Linked DNA regions of Mus musculus: region 1 is linked to region 2. A link is a contact called in ENCODE Hi-C data. All regions are on one chromosome and are shown on one strand. The core of a region is the stretch at or near the end of the contact, and the rest is flanking DNA. Distances in the headings are between cores, read along the strand shown. Region 1 holds the start of Ikzf1 (IKAROS family zinc finger 1). Region 2 overlaps Grb10 (growth factor receptor bound protein 10).

The links. Hi-C counts contacts between places; a loop is a spot of excess contacts on that map.
Region 1: a loop to region 2 is called in a map of gastrocnemius, with 8 times the contacts of the local background. The contact joins the promoter of Ikzf1 here to the enhancer-like site in region 2. A Hi-C loop is called at or near these places in 2 of 37 maps with a recorded cell type or tissue (gastrocnemius and v-Abl transformed pro-B cells).

The regions. Positions count from the first base shown.
Region 1 is chr11:11,681,265-11,688,085 of GRCm38, reverse strand. It overlaps Ikzf1 (IKAROS family zinc finger 1), which reads right to left and starts at 2,161. Exons shown (of 8, transcript NM_001025597.2): 1 at 1,618-2,161. Gm11999 (predicted gene 11999) reads left to right here and starts at 2,451. Exons shown (of 4, transcript NR_166812.1): 1 at 2,451-2,796.
Region 2 is chr11:11,973,241-11,979,782 of GRCm38, reverse strand. The region is part of intron 2 of Grb10 (growth factor receptor bound protein 10); the gene reads left to right. Among named protein-coding and RNA genes, the nearest start is that of Grb10, 61 kb to the left of the region's middle. Within about 2 kb of position 4,752, at least 1 of the 3 ENCODE cell types and tissues checked has a DNase peak (open chromatin) inside an H3K27ac peak, as active enhancers do; it is gastrocnemius, where a contact is called at or near this core.

The DNA.
Region 1 (6,821 bases), core at 912-3,411, 290 kb after region 2:
TCTACACTTGTGGAGAAATTTGGGGTTTGGCCCTTCAGTTAAACCACCAATGAATTAAACAAACAAGTTCTTTGGAATTTCTTAACTCTAGGTTTCAACAGTCACCATGAACAAAACACCGAAAGCCACCAGACTCGAAACATTTTGGCCATCAGCTCTAGTGCATCGTCTGTCCGGGAAAAATATTTTATTCTACGATAAAAAAGGAACAGCCATGTATGCTTGTGGGGAAAGTTGAAATTATTCATGTTTTATCAAAAGAATTGCATCATCAGTGAAGTGCCCCACTGTCATTTACATGGATGTGGCTACATTATGTCCTCAACATGTTCTGTGTACCTTAGGGTGCTGATCCGAGTAAGCAGATGAATCTTTGTCACGGATATCTGTCCCCGTTTAAATTTTGAGTCATATACCAAGGAATCTGATTTGTCACTGAAACAATTTGGACACCTACTAACATATTATGAATAATGTTTTAATTGTTACTTTGAAAATTCCATAAAAAAGAATGAGTTCAATCTCATAGAACAAATATCTTCAAACAAAGAAACTGAAGCAGGCTCTGGGATTTTCTTACTGACTTCACCCCCCTCTCAATTCAGAACCCCAAACGAACCAATTCTTAAAAGCATTTCAATGTCTATGAAAAAATATTTTATATATATATATATATATATATATATATATATATACATACATATATTATACGTTTTCGACATTAAAAAAAAAAATTCTTCTACAGGTAGGTTGGACCAGTAAAGGGCTATTTCCCTAACACCAGTTTGGTTCTGTAAGTTTAAAACAAGGCAGCTCAAAGATGAAATAGGTTGTCTGCAGCAGGGAGAGAAATTACGTGTGGGTTACTTGAGCAAAATAGCACATTAAAATTCAATCTGGGTGGGCTCCTGCCCGAAAGAAAACAGAAAATATTTCTGGCTCAGACCTTTTGAATTGATGCCCCTTTGGGTCACCAGATGCCATATCCTGCACTTCCAAATTAGAAGGAAATCGAAGGCTCATAAGATACCTTGGGAATCACCAGTGATGCTTAGCAATTTTAAAAAGCACATTTCAAATAATGTGCAAGCGTCCTGATGCCTATTTGATAACAGGGTCTCCTTGCGATAGTCTCATGACCTGTGATCAGACAGTGCGATGAGAAAAAGTATGTGTTTCAATACTCAGATCATTTTTGTTTTGCACAAAGCAAACTCAGACAGGATCTTATCAGTAAAGCAAATAGCTCTCGCATCGAAAATAAGGAAAGTCTTTACTCATGAGTTTGAAAACGCTGGCTTCCGTAATCTCGATAGATATGTCGATATAAACCTAAACATAAAAGCAGGACATTCTCTTCGTGGGACCCCGGGCTACTCAGAAGTGCCTCAACTGGCCTGGTCTGCACCTGCAGCCCCAGCCTAAAAAGGCAGAGGCTTTGACCTAAGTCAACGCTCTCACAGTCCTCAGAAAGAAAAAGATAGACGTGAGCGACACGGACACTATGGATTTCGAATGACTTTCCTTTCTTTCCTATTCCTAATTGAAAAAAACAAAAACAAAAATCCACCAGTTATCCCAAGTTTTTCTACTGAAATTTAATTCGAAAACACTCACGTGGATTTGTGCGCCGCGCTTTGGGGGCCAAGAATGATCCTGGGGCGCGAAGAGCAGCCGGGGATCTGGGGGCTCCTGCACCCCGCGGGACCTACCGGGTCTCCGGCAGCCGCGGCCGAGCGTCCCGGGATGGGCTGTACTGCGCCGGGCTGCCCCTGTCCCCGGCCCGGGCGCGGCCGCGCAGGCACTTGTTAGAGTGCCCTGCTAAGTTGGCTGCGGAGCAATTCCCAGCTTTCTTTCACAATGACTTCCTCAAGTTGCTCACTCGCATTGTTCCCCATTTCTCGCCACACTCCCCGCCCCCCGCGGGCTCCGACCCGGCTCCGAGCCCCTGGCAGCCCGGCTGTCCCGCACGACAGCGCCGCCCCGCTGCCGGGGCACCTGGCCCGGGCTCACCGCGCCGCCACCTGCGGCAGCCCGGAGCGCGCGCCCCTCGCCCCGCACCGTGCAAACTTTGGGTTGGCGCTTGCGACTCGCCTCCCGCTCGGCTTGTCCCACAGCCCACCCGGCCTGCGCGCACGGCACGCGGCTTCGGGACCCTGACGGGGACACTGAGCGGGTCAGAGGGAGGCACCCTCCCGTCCCGCGCCCGCCCTCGGGTCCCGCCTTCAGACGGCAACTCCGCGACCCGCCGGGCCGCGCACACAAAGTTTGCAGCCGCACGGGGCTCGGGCCCGGCCGCCGAGGGTAGCCGGGCGGCGGCGGGCACCGGCCGTACCTGCTGGCGCCGCCGGCGGCTGCAGCCCGCTCGCCCGCGCCGGGCCCGCTCGGCGCGCCGCCGCCACCCCCGCGCGCAGCGCGCCCGGGCCCTCCCCTTGGCGCCAAGCTTCCTCATTCCAGCGCAGCATCACGCCGCTGCCCCGCGCGGGATGCGGCGGCCCGCGCTTTGCCCGCGGGCCGGTCCGGCTCAACCGCGCCACTGCGGGACCCGCGCTCGACCCGCAGGGGTGCGGCACGTGCGGGGCCGGCGGGGAGGGGGAGGGGCCTCCCTGCCGCAGCGCCACGCGCGGGACAGCCGGGACAGCCGGGCGGTCGGGACACAGGCTCACTCGCCCAGTCGGGGAACACGGGACACTGTAAGGCACTTTCCCCGGTGTCTAAGAGCAACCGCTGCAAGCGCACAGCCGAGTCCCTGAAACTGGGACCCGTGGGCTCCCACGTTCGGGCTCAGACCCCAAGGTACTGATGCCCACCCTAGGGGGTGGGAAAAGTTGATCCTGTGCGAGTGAGGAGAAGGTGCAGTTCATTTTCCCAGACAACCAATGGAATACCTCTCGCGTCTCTTCCCTCCCACCTGCTCACAGAAGAAGTTAGGATGGCGCCTTCCATCCCGGCCTGTGTGCACACGCCAGCGTGGAAGGGGTCTATGGACAGAGGTGGGAGCAAGGCAATCCTACACCATGCTCCACGGCGCCGCAGACCTCTCCCTGGCGTGTCAGGCACGGAGTGCCTGCGTAGAGACAGGACTGCAGCCTCTGATGGTGCTCACACTCTACAAAGAGCCCATCGTCTTTCTGATTAGCTGGGCCACACCCGAAGGGGGCCAGACAGGCGTTAACCCTGAGCACAGAGGGAGAATCTTTAATTCCATACACACTGCCTGGTGTCCCTGCCTGGGTAGGGTGGGGGTGGCGGTGGCCTTGCCTCACCACTTTTCAAAACCACTTAGAAAGGCACAAAATAAAACTCTGGAGTACCCTTGAGAGGAGTGCAGGCAGCTATAGTGTTTGGGAGGAAGGCTCTGGGCCTCAAAGGGATAGGTTGTGCTGGTGGAAAGGAAGACACAGGCTTCCCAGGTGGCAGGAGGAGTGAGCCACAGGGACAGGCAGAAAATGTGACTCCAGGGCAGCTGAGCGTGGTCGGGGACACAGCTGTCCAGATAGTTGTGGCCTGGCTGCCATAACAGGACCCATGCACCTCGATGACATGCTTGGCCTCTACTATTCTTGAGAGAAGGCCTTTCAACACATAAAGTTTTCTTGGACGGTTTAGGCAACATCTACCAGTTTGTTTTTGGAGATGTGCCACGGTACAGAGATCCTAAGCCAAGTCAACTTATGGGTCAAGCCCAGGGAGGCCAGACTTGTAAACTGCCCTCTGGTCTTACTTCAAGCTCTCCCTTTTCCTTTGTGATCTTTTTTGTGTGTTCCAAACTCTGGCTGTCTTCCTTGTGTCTAGGAGTTGCCTGTAGAGGATTTGCTGAGGCTGTAACCATAAACTGCAAGGTGCAAGGTGATCGAGGCTAGACTGGTGGTAAGGAAGGGATCTTGGACATCTCCAGTTCTTAGATGCTCAAGCACCCTTAGACATCAGACATCCCTTGAAATGCTTGCCTAGTCCTAGGGAATGGAGTCAGACGTGGTCATCCCTGCAAGGTGTGTTCTTCTAAGTCTACAGGTCCAGATACCCTGGGCTTTCTGATATCATCTTAGGCCTTGCATCTTCCAGGCCTGTTTCCTCATCATAACTTGAGGGTAATAATAAATTCTCCCCCAGGGGATCTTTTGAGAGTTAAAAAGGATCTATGTGGAAGATGCTGCTGTAATGCTGGAAGAGCAGACATATCAGTGAATATTACTTGTTATTCAGCCCATTAACCTGTGGTGGGGGCCATACTGCAGAGTTAGGTGTTAGGGTCCACTTCTCTCACTTCCCCACATGCAGGTGGAGCTAAAGTAACTGGTTGTTATTTGGGGGTCTCCGGATGGATACCAAGAGTTCAGAGGTCACTTAAAACATTGATGCCTTTAGAGTTTAAAAAAAATGATAATTTTAATGCCGGTCACTTTGTTTACGAATTAATAACATATATTGCCAATTTCAAAATGTTAAGGGTATTAGTGCTTAATGTGTTCAGGAGTAATCACTGAATTACCAGTTCTTTAGTTTGCAAGGTTTTTGTCAAAAGAATCCACACCACCTGTGGAATTAACCCCAGGCTCCTTGTTCAGAGCTTTGTACTGTAAGGATTCAGCTGGGGACTCTGTTCTGGAAAGGGCTGGAAGACACTCTGAGGGAGAGTGAATTTTACAGAGTAAAAGGGTGTCTGAGATACTGTGATTCAGCTAGCACGTTTTCTGAGGTCATCTAACCTTTGTCAGCTTCAGGCTCATATCTTCGGTGAACCTCCTCCACAGGGGTGTTGATACTTTGGTGAAACTTGATGAAATAGGGTAAGCTCTTTCATTTTAAAAGTTGTGTCCATCTGTCCTTCCTTCCAGACAGGTTGCATATATCCCAGGTTAGCCTCAAATCATTATGTAACAGAAGGTGGCACCGAGTTCCTCACCCTCCTGCCTCCACCTCTCTCTCAGGATCACAGGTGTGCTGCCATGTTCGCTGTGCCACTGTTCAGGCAAGTACAGTTTTCTTCCCTTTTAATGAACCTGCTAAAACACCAGTCTAATGGGTGTTGCTTTCCTCCAGGCATAGGGAAACAACCACATTTTTTTTTTTTAAATAATGGGAAAAGAATTTTTGGTATATAATTTTTCTATAAAGTTAGCTCAAGAGAACTTTGCTAATTTATTCGAGAAGGAACAGGAGCAAGATGCAGGAACTGAGGAGTTGTGTGAAACTGTTGTAACAACACCCAATCCTTTGGTTTCTTTTTCCCAGTTTTCATGACTTCCAGCTTCTGCTTCTTCATCTTTGAACACCAGTGGTGGCTGCTGGGCTGTGTGACGTCTGTCTTGGATCCTGGGTTTGGGTTTCTTCCTTTTATTCACAGACCACAGGCTACCACCTACTGCTGAATGAAGGGACAGTGGACCAAGGGGTCAGGTGAGGGTCCCCTTGGCAGTGACTGGCTGGCAGGCACTAGGAGCCCAGCAGACCAAGGGGTCAGGCGAGGGTCCCCCTGGTAGTGGCTGGCTGGCAGGCACCAGGAGCCTGGCAGAAGCCTCTCTTCTGAGCTCCTTTGGCAACCAGGCAAAGGCCCTATCTTCTGCTTCTGAAATGCAGAGAATCACATCCCAGACTCAAAGTGTGCCACAGCTCACAACCACTTTCCATTTCTTTTCGGAAATCTCTTTACCTTTTTATTTTTGGATATGTAAGAGTTGGTCCTCAGATGTTCAAAATAATCAATTTTTTTAAAAAAAATCAGTATTGTTTGCTTAGATTAAAAATGAAACTTAGAAACAGTGATTTGGGAACAACAGGTTTATATAAAAAGTTTTCTGATGAAAACTTCTGAAAATGTTTGAATGAGTACAGACAGATATTCCTCTGACTTGAGAAAGCCAGACTCCAACCAGGCTTGTGGTAAACTGTTGACTTTATTAGACAAGAAAGATTTGGAATACTATTTTTGAACATATAAATACTCAGGTAGCATGTAACAGGTCAGTTGTTCAGAAATTTCTTTTTTTTTATTATTATTTTAGGTGGTGTTTGGTACTCCAGGTATCATAATAAGGCATAAGGATATGATCTTGTTCCTTACAGGGCTCAGAATCTAGTGCAGCAGCAGAACAATTCGATGATTCCATTTCAGCTCAAAATGTGTCCTGTTAAAATCCTCTTAGAACACAAAGGGTGGACCTCAGCAGTTACTAGATCCTGGGAAGCTTCATGGGTGCCAGGGGGTGGGAAGGGGGTAGTGTTAGAGGACACAGAGCCAAAGGAGGTGCTTTCTTCTCCACAGCTAGGCAGAGCCCCTTAAAAAGCCCCCTCTCAGGCAACAAAACAAACCCAATAAAACCAAACCAAATCAAACCAAAAACAACAAAACCTGCCGCCCAAATTATAGTAGTTATGCTGTCCTCTCTGGGTCTGACTCAGCTCTCTGATGGAGTTCCCAGGCCAGACACCCATCTCAGAAGCAGCAGTGCCATACCATTTTACATAACATTGAGGGCAGAGAGGGACACTCACCTGGGGTTGAGAAAAAGCAGAGATCTTCGCTGAGTGACAGAAGCCTGAGCAAGCTATTTGGGTGATCTATTGGTACTTGGCTTCTCTACACTTTAGTTCAGCTTTGGAAAATGGGAAATATAGCTGGGCAGTTGTGGTGCCCACCTTTAATCCCTGCACCCATGAAGTGGAGACAGGCAGATCTCTGAGTTCAAGGACAGCCTGGTCTATAGAGTGAGTTCCAGGACAGCCAAGGCTACACAGAGGAACCCTGTCTCGAAATACCAAGATGAAATAAAATAAAAATTAAAAAATGGACATATACAAATAGATAAAGAAACATAACT
Region 2 (6,542 bases), core at 3,503-6,002:
TGAGGTCTGCATGGAACTTGTTCTATCAGGATACACATCTGTCACACTCTGAGGAGAGCCTTTGCTCCTGAGTCAATTCTTTAAGAAGGTGCTGCTTGCCTGGCTGTGGTGGCTCATGCCTTTAATCCCAGCACTTGGGAGGCAGAGGCAGGCAGATTTCTGAATTCAAAGCCAGCCTGGTCTACAGAGTGAGTTCCAGGACAGCCAGGGCTACGCAGAGAAACCCTGTATCTGGAAAAAACAAAAATTAGGTGCTGCTTAGGGCCATGTATTTATTTTTCATAACATAAAAACTGTTCTGAAAAGAGCAAGCATTCGTTTAGTAACTGTCATAATCCCTTCAGACTACTACAAGCCAGTCCCACAGCTTGGGTGGCATATAAGTAACAGAGATGTACTGCACTCACCTCTGCAGACTGGAAGTCCAAGATGGAGGCCTCTGCAAATGCAGCACCTTCCTCATTACTGCCTTCTGGCTGTGTTTGCAGCCGTGGGAAGGGCATATGTACCTGATCCTAGTTCTAATACAAAGCCCTCCTGACCTAATCACTTACCAGAGGTCCCACCCACCAATACCATGGAACTTGTCTCTAGTACCATTCAGACCTTAGCAGGAACTCCGTTCTAGTATTCCCTTAGCTAAGCCTTAGAGAGTGGGATTCATACCTCCCAGTGCATTCCAAGAGCATGTTGTAAACATGAACCCCAAGTGATCCTGCACTTTGGGCATATTAGGAGGTGGCTCTGGGTGTTCTAGTCTACACAGCCCTGGTCTGAACCTGCTTTGCTGGTGATGCTGCAGTCTAGTCTGTTCTAGAAGCCAGCTTTTGTCTCCTGGGTTTTTTGGTTCTGGGCTTTCCTGGGATGGCTTTCAGCCTCTGATGCCTTAACACTGAGACTCTTCTGAGAGCCGAGTGCCCTTTCTACGACTGCCTTGCCTGTAAACAGAGGTGGCGTCAACTTCTCTCTCTTAAGCACTGAGCAGACCCATGCTGGGAGGAGTGCTGGCCTCTGGAGTGTGTTTATAGACCAAGAACTTCACTCTGCCAAGAATTCCTTCATCTGAGGATACAACCCTGCTGTACCTTCCCACTTCCCCCTAAGCTGAAGCCAAAAAACATCCCTTCTTGAGCCGACCCCTTTCAGTTGGGAGTCCATGCTCACATTCCTACAGGACATACTACTCCCTGATAGGTGCCACTTAACCTAGAGCAGGTTTTAACTTCATAGATGGAATTACTTTTCCAAAAGTTGTTTAAAAAAAAAAAGGGATTTCATATCCTTCCCTGCTACTTTATATTTAACACCATAACTCTTTTCCAATGCTTGTTGAGTAAGTCTTCGTTATGTTTGGATTTTTTTTTTTTTACTGACATAAGCATTACACATATTGATAGGTACCATGTGATGTTTTAGTGCATGCATACATTGTATAATGTTCAAGTCAGGATAAACGTTCTTCTCAAATAATTAATCTTTGTGGTAGGCATTTAAAAATACGAAATGCTTCATGAATAGTATAGAGACATGGAGCTTGTCTATTTTAACATCTGTATCTCAGTACCTAAAAGAGGTTGGATAGGTAGTTTGTACTCACTTAAATATGTGTTGAATGAGGCAGCATTGGGTAGGTGAATAGATTTTGAATTTATGGAGTTAAGTTCTTAAGTGTACAGTGTTTCTATTTAATATGATGATAAATATTCCTTAGTGTCTCGTTTGGTTTTAAAACATTGACTCTTTGAGAGCTCAATACCCATGAGTGACAGACTTTTGGGCCATAACCTTGAGTTTCCTTTTCCAGTTCAGTGTTCTTAAACTAATATTTTTAGGGTTGATGGAAAATGGAAACCTCTAAAGTGACAAGTTATTTATATGGTTTCTTGTACCCAGGCTTCTGCCTGATTTATGATGTAATAGAAAAAGTAGAAATTGAAATGAGAAGGTTGAAAAGAAACAGTTTAAATTGCTAAGGAGGACTTGAAAGACACAGTTTATCGCTGTCTTTTTGGAATTTTATTTTGTAGATTGTGCATACATACAAGATATCTTCTAAAAGTAAAAATAGAAATTGCATGGCTGTATCTGTGCTTTTGAAATGTAGTTTGCAGCTCAGGTCTTTGGTTCTCATTTGGCAGGGTGAAACATTTTGGTAGTGGAAAATTCCTTTTCTGTGTTGTATGGGTCTTTGGTGCAGAATCCAAGTCACCTTAAAGAACTGGAAAGAGACTTAGTAATGTCCAGGTGCTTCCTTGAGCACTGTGAGAGGATACTATAAAATCCAAGGAAGGACACTTTCCTATGGGACACTTATTGAACACTGGGTGCCAGTTCTTTAGCTTTAATGAATGGAATCATTGAGTAAAATAAGTAGCTTTCCTTATTTATTTTAAATGGAATTATTTACAGATCCCTAAAACATAGTTTTAAAAATAAATCTCATAGGAATCAAAGTACAAATCAATTAATCATTTTGTTACTGTTTTGTTGTTGTTGTTGTTGTTGTTGTTGTTGTTGTTGTTAGAAGGTGGGTGATTTAAACAACCACTTCCTGCCACTATCCTGAGTAGTGACCAAGCATTACTTTTATACTGAAGATTCGTTTTTCTGAGGAAGAGGATCCCATGCTAACTGTAACTCACTTAAGAAACAGACAGCATTTCTGTGCCCCTGTAGCAAGCCAGTGCTCTCAGTACCTGGAGAGGCTAAGACTCCTTTGCCTCAGGGTTTTTCCTGTTCTTGTTTTGTCTCCTAACTTGAGGATTTCCTTCATTACCTTAAATTGATTTTCTCAAGGATTCCCTGTGACATTTCTCCCTGGCTGCACTGGTATCAGCACTGTTCACCTGAGGCCATTCTGAAGTCTGACTTGCATGAGTCCAGACCTATGATAGCCATCATGAGCAACATCCATGCCTGTCTTGCCTCAATCTCCTCAGATGAGGCATGTTTGAGAGGGGAATGCTGGGCAAGTTGAGAAAAAAAATAGGGAAGTGGCTCTAAATTGGGGATAAAGAGACTCTTAGGGTTTTGCTCCACACAAGGATCAAGTGCACAGGGGCTAGGATCAAGAACCCAGAACAAGTGGGCCCTGGGTGGTGAGTGAGCAGCTCTGAGAGAGGAAGGTAACATAAGGCTAGAGCAGGGTTCTGTCTTTGAAGTCTGAGCATGGAACATTGCTTAATTCTAGCAGAGGCCTGCCTAAATAAAGCAATAAGACTGGGACCTTAATTGCCCATGTTTGAAGGTATCTTAAAGTCTTAAGTTTAAAATTGCTTTTTTATTGTTTTTTTTTTAATGTAGGAACTGTTAGAGCCATGTGTGGTTGTACATGCCTATATTCCAAAGACTTGGAAACTGAAATAGATAGCCAGAGCATGTCTCAAAAAAACAAAGCAAAAGTAGTCATATTGGTGTGTAGCCATTACCCAGGTCTAGCCACAGAACTCTTCTCCAGGTGCAACTCTAAACCCATAAATGCCAGCCCTTATCCTCTCCCCCTAGACTCTGGCCACCTCAAACCCTCCCTTCTCTTTCTTTCTAGATATGTGTAGTCTTTTTCATTTGTACACATATATTTCAAGATCCCTAAAAGCTATAGATGCTTGTGTTTCAAGTACAAAATGGTGTTGGGTTTGCTTATAAAATAGGAACACTTTATATATGTTACTACTTGATTATTTATAACACCTAATTCTATAGAACTATAGGCTATAGGCTATACTGCATTGCTTTAGAAGGATGGCAAAAATCATCTGCAGATATTTAATGTACGTGTATAGATTTTTCCCCCAAATGTTTTTGCTCTGTGGTTACTTGAATCCATGGACATATGAAATCTTAAAGGAAACTAATAGTACCTTCATTTATTTTTTTAACATCTTTCACTTAGTTATTAAATATGCTTAATAATAAAATATTAGTGAATTAGTGCTTCCCTTTGTAACATTTCTCACATGTTTAATTGATTGATTTCTGCCCCCTCAGATTGGAGTGTGAACAATGACAGTTGTTCAATACCAACAACTGTTTTTTATAGTGAAGTATTGTTCCCTAGGTCATTGTTTTTAGCTTCAAGTGTACTTTAAAAGAGTGTTGATAATCATTTCTGTCTTTAAGCCTTTTTACCAATTGCCACAAAATGACCAATCAGAAAACAAACAAAGTAGCATATATACTGATTTGTAACTGAGTTTTTAAAAGACTTTACAAAAACAGAAGGTGCTTAAAGAAGAAGATCCTCTTATTAGGATGACAAAAGGTAACATGTTCAGTTAACAAAGTGCTGTCACCAATTCTGGTCACACACTTAATCAGAAAGACCAAATACGTGCTGTGTGTCTGTATCTGACTCAAGTCCAGGAAAACGGCAGCAAAAACATGGTCCAAAATTAAGTACCAGAAATTTCTCAGGTAGACATGCTTTTTAATTCTTCCTTCCCTGTCATTAAGTCACATAGACACACAAGCTTGCCTATAGCTCTTCATTTCCCAAGAGATGTACAGCCAGGGCAAACAAGGAAGGTGGTGAGTGTTCCTGGGGGGCGTGGAGGGGGGCTTACTGTGAAGATTGGGCCACCACAATGGATACATCACATGCATAATGCAAATGTCTTTAAGACAAAATAATGTAGCGAAGAAAACCCAGAACCACCGTTAAGCTCCAGTTCACGTAGAAAAGACACTAGATGGTGCTATGAACCAAGAAGTGTGTTATTTGCTAAGGTACTAAGGTACGCACGCCCGCATGCCCGGGCGGGGAGAGCCTCCTCTGCTTGTACCTCTCCCCTCTCCGTACCCTTTCCAGATCAGCACACCTCACTTGACTTGGGGGAGATATTTGCCAGTCATGGCTTATGAGCCAAATAAGAATTTATTTAACTAAATTTATATGTATTTCCAATATTTCCAAACAGAACTAGCCTTGAGTTTGTTAATGACAGTGAAGCAAGAAGAGATGTGAATTTTAGATCAGATGACCTCAAATATTTGGGGCAAAGTCCATGCCCAGTTGCAACTTGGCTCTTTATGGAAGGGAGACAGCTACTAAGAGTTTTATTTGGCAGCCATGTTTGTTCAGGAAACACATTCTTACAAATTCATTGGAGGTGAAATTGCCTTTATGAAGCCATTTTTCTTTTCTTTCCTAGCATTCTTTCTGAAGAGGTACCCTTGTGGAACTTGTTTCATCAGAGCATATCAGTCTGTCTCCTTCTTCCACTTCTGTTCACTGGAAGAAAGCCTTTTCCAAATGGTTTATGATAGCTCTGCTCAGGTTCACGGGAGTACAAAACAGTTTAGCAGTTAGCCACACGGGTAGAAAAGACACACAAGGTCCTCACTGAGAAAAATATAAGCTTGTAGAACATTTACAAGAACTGAAAGTGAGGCTGGTAAGATAGGTCAGCGGGGAAAGACACCTCCAAGCTTGACAACCTGAGTTTAATCCCAGACCCACATTGTAATTAGAAGGAGAAAATCAACCTAGACGTTGTCCTCTATCCAGCACCCAACTGCTGTGATTCATGCCTTGCCATAAGTAAATATTATAATTTTCTAAAAAAAAATCTAATATAATTTTATTATATCTAACTCCAGTACTTAAAAAATAAAATTAGTGTAGACCCTTAAGAATCAGCTGTTTAAACATAATTTAGAAGATTTCATTTTTAGTCTACATTTGAATTTTAGGAACTTCAAGTAAAGTCTTATCAGTAATTGTAAAAAAAAAAAAAATCCGAACATATAACTTAGTAATTGTCCTCATAGGACATATTAAAGTTGGTTTTTGAGTAAACCATTGTAGAACTTTGAGGCTTTACTTTCATTTTGACAGCTCTGAAAAGCTTAAAGATTTGGAGGATCTGAGCATAGCAGCTATATTTGATTAGTGAAGACCGTAACCTGGTAATTGGATGTTCTCAGATTAGCCTGGTATCCTTTCAAAGACCACCCAGTACAGTATATTCAGATGAAGAAATTACCCACTCCAGAGGAGAGGACAGCAATCTGAACGTGTTGTCTCTTCTAGAATCTACCTGCTTTATATGAATAATATTTGAATAGTATCAGAATTGCTTTGGCTTTGGCTTTACTACAGAGAACCAACCCAGGAATTTACCTGTTCCCCAAAAAAGAAATAGGACAGGAGACACCAGGGACTGCCACCAGGGGTCGGCACAGCCAAAGACTACAGCAAGCCCAGGGAAAAATAGCCATGAATGATAATCTGCCAGCACGAACCAAGCCATTTCATTTTCTCAGAGGCTGGGAGCGCTGTCGGACCAGGAACTGTGTTGCCAGTGGGTTTCTCTAGGAATAGAGCAGTAGAAATAGGGAGGGCTCGGTGTCTTACAAGGCTCTTTTCTGTCTAAACGCTTAGGAAGTAGCTCTGCATGGAGCAAAACTTGGTTCTTTTAGTCAGTGAATGGACCTCTCTCTCTCTCTCTCACACACACACACACTCTTTAGTATAGTGAACTTTGCGTTTCACCCTGTGTTGCTTCCAAAATGATCTGTCATCATAGAAATGCTTACTTTTG